2 separate regions of the Homo sapiens genome follow, and region 2 is linked to region 1. A link is an interaction called in ENCODE POLR2A ChIA-PET data of the cell type or tissue named here. Cell type or tissue: B cell. All regions are shown on one strand.

Region 1 (5,000 bases):
TTACAACTTTGGTGTATATATGTATAAGTAAAAACGAAACCAAACCTCTAAAGAGAACAAACAAGAAAGCAATATGCTGAGAAATATATTTGCAGCAAATATGATAAAGAGTTAAAATGTTTTTGTATAAGTAGGGTGCAGTGTGGGACACCTGTAGTCCAAGCTACTGGGGAGGGTGAGGCAGGAGGATCCCTTTATAAAGCTTCGGAGTTTGAGGCCGGGCGCAGTGGCTCACACCTGTAATCCCAGCACTTTGGGAGGACGAGGCGGGCGGATCACAAGGTCAGAAGATCGAGACTATCCTAGCTAACACGGTGAAACCCCTTCTCTACTAAAAAATATAAAAAATTAGCCGGGCACGGTGGCGGGCGCCTGTAGTCCCAGCTACTCAGGAGGCTGAGGCAGGAGAATGGCATGAACCTGGGAGGCGGAGCTTGCAGTGAGCCAAGATTGCGCCACTGCACTCCAGCCTGGGTGAGAGCGAGACTCTATCTCAAAAAAAGAAAAAGAAAAAAAAGCTTCGGAGTTTGAGCCCAGCCTGGGCAGCATAGCAAGACTCTGATCCTAAAAATAAATAAATAAATAATTTTTGTATAATTAATTTATGCAAAATAGGTTTTGTTTTGTTTTTTAAAAGGCCCCTCAATAAATAAATGGGAGCCAGGCATGGTGGGTCATGCCTGTCGTCCCAGCCTTTTGAGGGGCTGAGGCAGGCGGATCACGTGAGGTCAGGAGTTCAAGACCAACCTGGCCAATATGATGAAACCCCGTCTCTAGTAAAAATAGAAAAAAATAGCTGGGCATGGTGGTACACACCTGTAATCCCAGCTACTCGGGAGGCTGAGGCAGGAGAATCGCTTGAACCCAGGAGGCAGAGGTTGCGGTGAGCTGAGATCACGTTACTGCACTCCAGCCTGGGCAACAGAGCGAGACTCCATCTCAACAATAACAACAAAAAATACAAAAATTAGCCGGACATGGTGGCAGGCGCTTGTAATCCCAGCTACTTGGGGGCTGAGACTGGAGATCGCTTGAACCCGGGACAGAGGTTGCAGTGAGCTGAGATTGTGCCACTGCACTTCAGCCTGAGCAACGGTGTGAGAATCTGTCTCAAAAACAAAACAAATAAAAATAAAAATGACAGCTGGGCGCAGTGGCTCACCCCTGTAATCCCAGCACTTTGGGAGGCTGAGGTGGGTGGATTACCTGAGGTCAGGAGTTCGAGACCAGCCTGGACAACATGGTGAAACCCCACCTCTACTAAAAATATAAAAACTAGCCGGGCATGGCCGGGCGTGGTGGCTCATGCCTGTAATCCCAGCACTTTGGGAGGCTGAGACGGGCAGATCACGAGGTCAGCAGATCGAGACCATCCTGGCTAACACAGTGAAACCCCGTCTCTACTAAAAATACAAAAAATTAGCCGGGCGTGGTGGTGGGCGCCTGTAGTCCCAGCTACTCGGGAGGCTGACACAGGAGAATGGCGTGAACTGGGGAGGCGGAGCTTGCAGTGAGCCGAGATGGCGCCACTGCACTCCAGCCTGGATAGAGCGAGACTCTGTCTCAAAAAAAGCACTAGCTGGGCATGGTGGTAGGTGCCTGTAATCCCAGCCACTCGGGAGGCTGAGGCACGAGAATTGCTTGAACCCAGGAGATGGAGGTTATAGTGAGCTGACACGGTGCCACTGCACTCCAGCCTCAGTGACAGAGTGAGACTCCATCTCAAAAAAGTAAAATGAAAATGACAATTCAGCTGGGCCAGGCAGCTCACGCCTGTAATCCCAGTACTTTGGGGAGTCTGAGGTGGTAGGATCACTTGAGTCCAGGAGCTGGGGGCCAGCCTGGGCAACATAATAAGACCCTGTCTCTACAAAAAAATACAACTATTAGACAAGCATGTAGTAATCAGCTACTCTAGAGGCTGAGGTGGGAGGATGCCTTGAGCCCAGGAGGTCAAGGTTGCAGTGAGCCAAGATCAGGCAAATGCACTCCAGCCTGGGCAACAGAGTGAGACCTTGTCAATAAATAAATAGATAAATAAAGTATACAATTCAGCAGCTTTTAGCGTATTCATAATGTTGTGCAACCATCACCACAATTGATTTTAAAACATTTTCATCACTTCCGAAAGAACACCTGTATCCGTTGGCAGTCATTCCACATTTTCCCCACTCTCTCAGCCCTAGGTAATCGTTAATCTATGTCTATAAGACATTTCATATACATGGAATCATACAATATATGACCTTTTGTGACTGGCCTCTATCTCTTAGCATGAGGTTTTCAAGACTCATCCATTTTGTAGCAAGTACCAGTATTTCTTTTCTTTTTTCTTTTTTTTTTTTTTTTTAAGGGGCAAGGTCTCACTATGTTGCCTAGGCTGGACTCAAACTCCTGGCACATGTCACTGCACCTGGCTTAATTTTTTTATTGCTCAATAATATTACATTATATGGATATACTACATTTTAGTTATCCTTTCTTTTTTTTTTTTTTTTTTTTTTTTTTTTTTTTTTTGAGACAGAGTCTTGCTGTCGCCCAGGCTGGAGTGCAGTGGCGCGATCTCGGCTCACTGCAAGCTCCGCCTCCCGGGTTCACGCCATTCTCTTGCCTCAGCCTCCCTAGTAGCTGGGACTACAGGCATCCACCACCACGGCCGGCTAATTTTTTGTATTTTTAGTAGAGACGGGGTTTCACTGTGTTTGCCAGGATGGTCTCGATCTCCTGACCTCGTGATCTGCCCGTCTCAGCCTCCCAAAGTGCTGGGATTACAGGCGTCAGCCACCGTGCCCGGCCCTATAGTTATCCTTTCATCAATTGATGGACATTTGTGTTACTTCCACTTTTTTGCTGTTATGAAATAGGCTGCTAGGTCAGGTGCAGTGGCTAGTGCCTGTAATGCCAGCACTTTGGAAGGCTGAGACAGGCAGATTACTTGAGACCAAGGAGATGGAGGTTGCGGTGAGCCGAGATCACACCATTGCACTCAAGCCTGGGCAACAAGAGTGAAACTCCATCTCAAAAAAAAAAAAAAAATCATACAAAGTGGCTTCAATTCTGTTAAAACTTGTGTGATAGGAAAAGGTGGATGGGTGGTAATAAGAAGATTGGTGGTAACAAGAAGATTGGGCTCTAGGCCGGGCGCGGTGGCTCACACCTGTAATCCCAGCACTTTCGGAGGCCAAGGTGGGCGGATCATGAGGTCAAGAGATCGAGACCATCCTGGCCAACATGGTGAAACCCCGTCTCTACTAAAAACACAAAAATTAGCTGGACGTGGTGGTGCCTGCCTATAGTCCCAGCTACTCCGGAGGCTGAGGCAGGGGAATCGCTTGAACCCGGGAGGCGGAGGTTGCAGTGAACTGAGATGGCGCCACTGTACTCCAGCCTGGCAACAGAGCGAGACTCCATCTCAAAAAAAAAGAGGATTGGGCTCTAGTTGGATTTTTGCCTATTTGTCAAGCTTCCTTTAATGCACTCATGCTACCTTTTTAAATATCATATTTGTCTGGGTGAGGTGGCTCACGCCTGTAATCCCAGAATTTGGAAGGTGGAGGTGGGCAGATCACTTGAGGCTGGGAGTTGGAGACCAGCCTGGCCAACATGGTGAAACCCCATCCCTACTAAAAAAAAAATTAAATTAGCCTGGTGTGGTGGCACGCACCTGTAATCCCAGCTATTCAGGAGGCTGAGGCAAGAGAATGGCTTGAACCCAGGAGGTGGAGGTTGCAGTGAGCTGAGATTGTACCACTGCACTCCAGCCTGGGCGACAGAGTGAGACTCCATCTCAATAAATAAATAAATACAATAAATATCATTTTTCCTTTTACTTTTTTTTTTCTTCGTCAGGGTCTTTTTCTGTCACCCAGGCTGGAGTGTAGTGGCACGATCACAGTTCACTGCAGCCTTGACCTCCCAGGCTCAATCAGTCCTCCAGCCTCGGCCTCCCTAGCAGCTGGAACTACAGGTGTAAGCCACCACACTTGGCTAATATATGTAAAATAGAGATGGGATCTCATTATGTTGCCCAAGCTGGCCTTGAACTCCTGGGCTGAAGCGATCCTCCTGCCTTGGCCTCCCAAAGTGCTGGGATTACAGGCATGAGCCACCGCTCCTGGCCCAGGCCATCTTTATAGTAACAAATAATAACCATAAAAGACCAAGAATCCTGATCGGGCCGGGCGCGGTGGCTCATGCCTGTAATCCCAGCACTTTAAGAGGCTGAGGTGCGTGGATCACTTGAGGTCAGGAGTTCGAGAACAGCCTGGCCAACAAGGTGAAACCTCGCCTCTACTAAAAATACAAAAATTAGCTGGGTGTGGTGGCATGAACCTGTAATCCCAGCTACTCAGAAGGCTGAGGTAGGAGAATCACTTGAACCTAGGAGGCAGAGGTTGCAGTGAGCCGAGATAGGGCCACTGCACTCCTGCCTGGCGACAGAGCAAGACTCCAACTCCATCTCAAAAAAAAAAGAATCCTGATAGGAAGTAAAAAAAGACCTGAATTAGGGCATTTGTGTTGGGCCTGGGGAAGAAAAGAGAGGAATGGATACAATTCTATTCCTTACTGAGTCATAGGTGGTGAGTGGTGGGAAGGATGGATGGCAATGCTGATGTTTGAAGGAACTGGAAGGATGCCAGTGCCATGAACTCAAATGGGGATCCCCAGAGGAATCACAGCACTGTGGTTCAGAGGACAGGCTCCTGCAATAGACACCCCTATTTTGAATCCTTGCCCAACCGGGATTATAGACGGCTAACCCTGAGCAAGTTATTTAACCTCTTTGACCTTACTTCCTTCTGTCTAAAGTGGAGATAATAATAGCATTTGTTTTAGAGGGTTGTTAGGAGGATGAACTGATATAGAGAATTTAGAAAGTGTCTGGCACAGAATAAACTTTCGATAAAAATTAGGTATTGTGATACGCCCAGCAGCCCTGGGAGATCTGGGGCTAGGACTTCTCTGTCCCCAGCCACCTATCAGACAAAAAATAGTTCCTC
Region 2 (5,000 bases), 200 kb after region 1:
TCTTCCCAATTCTGTTTCCCTGAATAATGTGGGCAACTCCAACTATTGCTGGAAAAATAAATTGGTAAAGGATGTTGAGAATAAGAGAAACTTTCTTCTCATCCACCAACCCTGCCACCCCCCTCAACATCCTATTCCAGCAGCCAAAAGTTGACATCCTTTGCCACATGCAGAACTTTTGACTTAAGTATATCATACATATTACCATGAGTTGGACTCTTCTCACCTCCAGGTAGGGTCAGTCCTTCCTGAGCATGTGCCCTTCAGCACCAGTCTCACTCGTCATCTCTGCCACCTTTTGTGGTATTGCACCACAGAGCCCTCTCTCTCCAGAAGCTCCTGAAACTCCAGCTTCTGTAATTTATAGGATAGTCCATGGCCCAGTGAGCTCCTTTTCCTACTGCCATCAGCATTGCTAACATATGCAAGCTTTAGAAAAGTTTTCTTGGTGAGTGAATCACCCTGGGAATCACCACATTAATTCTGTGTGGAACTGGTTGGAGAAAGCAGCTTGCTCAAAAACTGCTGGGGCCAAGGAGGCCATAATCATTTATATATGATACAGTTCATCCACTTAAAGTGTACAGTTCATGTTTTCTGGTATAATCATAGGGTTGTACAACCATCATCACAATCTAACTTTAGAATATTGTGTTCCCCCTGAAAGAAACCCTATACCCAATAGCAGTCACTCCCTATTCTTCCCTAACCCTCCTTGTAGCCCTAAGCAACCATGAATCTACTTTCTGCTTCTACAAATTTGCATATTCTGGACCTTTCCTATAAATTGAAGTAGCTGTACCATTTTACACTTCCACCAGCAATGTATGAGAGTTCTTCTCCACATCCTTGCCAACACTTGTTATTGTTTTGTTTGTTTGTTTGTTTGTTTGTTTGTTTTTGAGACAGGGTCTGTGCTCTCACCTAGGCTGGAGTGCAGTGGCTCCACCTTAGCTCACTGCAGCCTCGGCCTCCTAGGCTCAAGTGATCTGCCCACCTTGGCCTCCCAAGTAGCTGGGACTACCGGCACACGCCACCATACCCGGCTAATTTTTTTTTTGTAATTTTGTAGAGATGGGGGTCTCCCCATGTTGCCCAGACTTGTTTTGAACTCCTGGGATTGCAGGCATGAGTCACTGTGCCCAGCCTTGCTATTCTCTTTTTATCACTATCCTAATGGGTGTGAAGTGGTATCTCATTGTGGTTTTGATTTGGATTTCCCTAATGACTAATGATATTGAGTATCTGTTCTTGTCTATTCAAATAATTTGTTCTTTTAAAAATTGTATTATTTGTGTGTAATTTATTGTTGAATTATAAGAGTCCTTTATATATTCTGGTACAAGTTTCTTATCAGACAAAATTTGCAAATATTTTCTCTTATTCTGTGGATTGTCCTTTCACTTTCTTGATGGCATTGTTTGCAGCACAGTTTAAACTTCAGATTGATCCACTTTTTCTTTTTCATTTGTGCTTTTGGTGTTTTATCTAAGAAATCACTGCCTGACCTCAAGTCATGAAGATTTACTTTTAAGAATTTTACAGTTTTTAAGGGCCGGGCGCAGTGGCTCACACCTGTAATCCCAACACTTTGGGAGGCTGAGGCAGGCGGATCATGAGGTCAGGAGATTGAGACTATCCTGGCTAACATGGTGAAACCCCGTCTCTACTAAAAATACAAAAAATTAGCCGGGCGTGGTGGCGGGCGCCTGTAGTCCCAGCTACTCGGGAGGCTGATGCCGGAGAATGGCGTGAACCCGGGAGGTGGAGCTTGCAGTGAGCCAAGATTGCACCACTGCACTGCAGCCTGGGCGACAGAGCGAGACGCCCTCTCGAAAAAAAAAAAAAAAAAAGAATTTTATCGTTTTTAGACCTTATATTTAGATCTGTGATCCATTTCGAGTTGTTTTATGTGTGGTATAAGGAAGGGATCTAACTTCATTCTTTTGCATGTGGATAACTACTTGTCCCAGTACCATTTGTTGAAAAGACTATTTTTTCCCTATTTAATTGCCTTGCCACCTTTGTCGAAGGGAAACCTTAATCTTTTCATAATGGCTATGTTTTCTCATTCATTGTCCACTCAAACCTTCCTGTATTTTCTCACAGTTCTGGAGGCTAGAAGTCCCACATCAAAGTCCAGCAGGGTCAGTTTCTGGTGAGAGCTGTCTTCCTGGCTTATGAGATGGCAGCCTTCTCACTGTGTCGTCATGTGACAGATAGCAAGAGAGCTCTCTGGTGCCTTTTTTTTTTTTTTTTTTGGCAGAGTTTCGCTCTTTTGCCCAGGCTGGAGTGAAGTGGCATGATTCTGGCTCACTGCAACCTCTGGCCCCTGGGTTCAAGCAGTTCTCCTGCCTCAGCCCCCCAAGTAGCTGTCAGGTTTTGACCAGTAAAAGTGAGAGAGAAGTACTGTTAGAATCTCCCAGAAACCCCCTCCCCAAAGGTTCAGAAAAGATGGTAGTAAATCCTTTTGGAGGTGCTATCAGTGAGAAGGAAAGCCTAAAGAAAATGGAGAGATTCCTCCTTCATCTATAAACGTGGTGCCTTATCTTTCTCCCGCCAAGAGCTAGTCAAGCATGAGTCCTAGTCTAGCGCCTTGGCCAGGTGGGATGGTGTGGAATCACAACCCAGGTGAGCCTGGTAGCCGTCAGACTTCCTGGGGAAGGAGAAGCGACGTAATTCAGTTACTGCAAAGGTGTGTCACTCAGCTTGGTCTGGCTTAGCCTGGTTCCAGTCTTCTGTCATTTCTGTGCCATGTCAGGACATATTTCCATTTCACTAGTACAAAGTACTAAGAACTTTAATGGGAAGCCTCCAAGCCCTGTCTGGAATTCCTTTCTAAGAGCCTGGAGAGAGAAGAGCCAGTGTTAGACTATTTTTCTTACTGCTTAGGGCGAATACCCTCCACCTGGCATCTCCAGGACATTAGGTTAGCACTCAGATTTTGCAGATAACAGTCCCAAAGAAACAGCAAAAAAAACATAAGGCCGACACATATACTGCCTTTGTGGGTACTGAGTTAGAGACTACTAACTGAATCTAGACTGTTCCACCTTACTCAGGTTTCTAAACAGTTTCTCAGCCTGCCTGGTGGGAGACCTTAATCACCTGCTTAGATCTGAAGTTCTGAGATGAGATTGTCACAGGGCAGGTTGGAAGATGATTTTATCTTCATTCCAAATATATATTCCCAGAGTGGTAAATACCCTCAGGATAAGTTTGCCCAAACAATATCAGCATGTATGTCCTGCAGTATGAAGAACAGGTCACCCATAGAGCCAGCTGACACCTGATAAGTGTAATGGTGAGAAGGGAAGGAAACAAGTGTACATTTTGAAGGTAATGCCTTCTAGGTTTTCCTTTCTCTCCCTCACTCCCTCCCTCCCTGCCTCCCAGTCCCCTCCCCTTTCTTTCCTCTTTCCTTTTCCCCTTCCCTCTCTTCTTCCTCTCTCTTTTTTTTTCCTGTCTTATGTCCTTGCTTTGTTTCCTTGTGAAAGAACTACTCAGATAGAAAGGCAAGAGAATTAGATCCCCAGCAATTCCATTCCCAGGGATTATTTCACTGTTCCAACCTCACTAGCTCCACTGGGTTGCCCCGGTGGCTGCTAACATTCCACCCAGACAGAAGCTAGGGTACTTGGACCTCTGTATTCTCCAAACCTAGGCAAGAATAAAATAATAATAATAATAAAAAACAAGAACAAAACCTCTAGTTCAGTTGAGACAGGAATTTAAAAAAAAAATTTCCTAAGAAATGTAAGGAAAGCCTGATTTAAAAAAACAAAAAACAAAACCTAAAAAAGCATAAAATGTGGATGCATTTACAGAGTGCAAAATCTTTTTCGAAGATACCTGTGGTCTAATGGTAGATTGATTTGACTACTGAAGCTCCTTTCCTTCAATCGTGTTGGTCCTGGACACTAAACCCTATGACTCAGACTCCACCCTGAGTGAACTTTAAATTGGTGCTGCTGCTAGGATCAGTGGGATTATCAGTTCTCTAAACTTGCTTCACCTACCTTCTCATTGGGTTTAGGGTCCTGGTTTTCCTTTCTGCTTATGGGCTGTGGTCATCTCTGCCAACATCCTTGAGCCTTGCTCTCTGATTGAGAAAAATGTTTGACCCCCACTTGGTCATAAAATTCTTTCCTACTTTGGAATTAGAGCAAACCTCAGCCTTAACTTGCAGATATTATCTCCAGCTCTCTTGGTAGTTTCTGGAAAAATAAGTTGTCAGAACTCTTTTCTTGCTCCTGACTCATGTCTGTCGTATTTGGTTTATTCACTTATTGAATATTTATTGAGCACAAGCTGTGTACCAGGCATTGGGTTAGATGTTTGGCGTTGCTTTTCCAAGTTTTTATTATATGTACTATAAATGTTATATATTATGTTAGATAAATTTTACAAATGTACCCTCTAAGATTTAGCCCTCTTTCAACAAATATTTCTTATATGGCTGCAATAGACTATTCCCAGGTACTATGATAAGTGCTGGGATTGGTATTTTTTTTTAAGTTTTTGGTTTATACTTTTATTACCTGAATTAGATTAAATGGTTCTATAATTCTTTACTATCAAGAAGCTATAAAATAGTGATTTGTTATGCTAGCTCATACATACACACACACAAACACACATACACACGTGCACACATTTTATTTTTTATTTTTGAGAGAAGGTCTCGTTATATTGCCCAGGCTGGAGCGTGGTAGCACAAACACCACTCACTGCAGCCTCATCCCCCTGGGCTCAAGTGATCCTCCCACTTCAGCCTTCCAAGTAGCTGAGACTACAGGCAAATGCCACCACACCTGGCCCTGGCTTATTATTATTATTATTTTTATTTTGTAGAGACAAGGTCTCACCATGTTGCTCAGGCTGGTCTCGAACTCCTGGGTTCAAGTAATCCGCCCACCTTAGCCTCCCAAAGTGCTGGGATTATAGTTGTGAGCCACTGCACCCAGCCCACGCACCCATTTTGTTGTTGTTGTTGATTT

Evidence for each region. ChIA-PET counts read pairs that join two places held together with the same protein. Peaks named below come from ENCODE experiments on the same cell type or tissue, not always from the same donor. Only the 100,000 strongest peaks of a DNase experiment are listed, where the experiment ranks them.
Region 2: POLR2A ChIA-PET joins it to region 1 with 6 read pairs; 3 of 35 experiments call an interaction of 5 or more read pairs at or near these places.

Annotation. Positions count from the first base shown.
Region 1 is chr10:102,090,636-102,095,635 of GRCh38, reverse strand. No RefSeq gene overlaps it. Among named protein-coding and RNA genes, the nearest start is that of LDB1, 27 kb to the left of the region's middle. In B cell, no CTCF peak of the experiment used is centred here; no DNase peak of the experiment used is centred here.
Region 2 is chr10:101,892,132-101,897,131 of GRCh38, reverse strand. All of the region lies in intron 23 of ARMH3 (armadillo like helical domain containing 3), which reads left to right. Among named protein-coding and RNA genes, the nearest start is that of KCNIP2, 51 kb to the right of the region's middle. In B cell, no CTCF peak of the experiment used is centred here; no DNase peak of the experiment used is centred here; H3K27ac peaks cover 894 bases.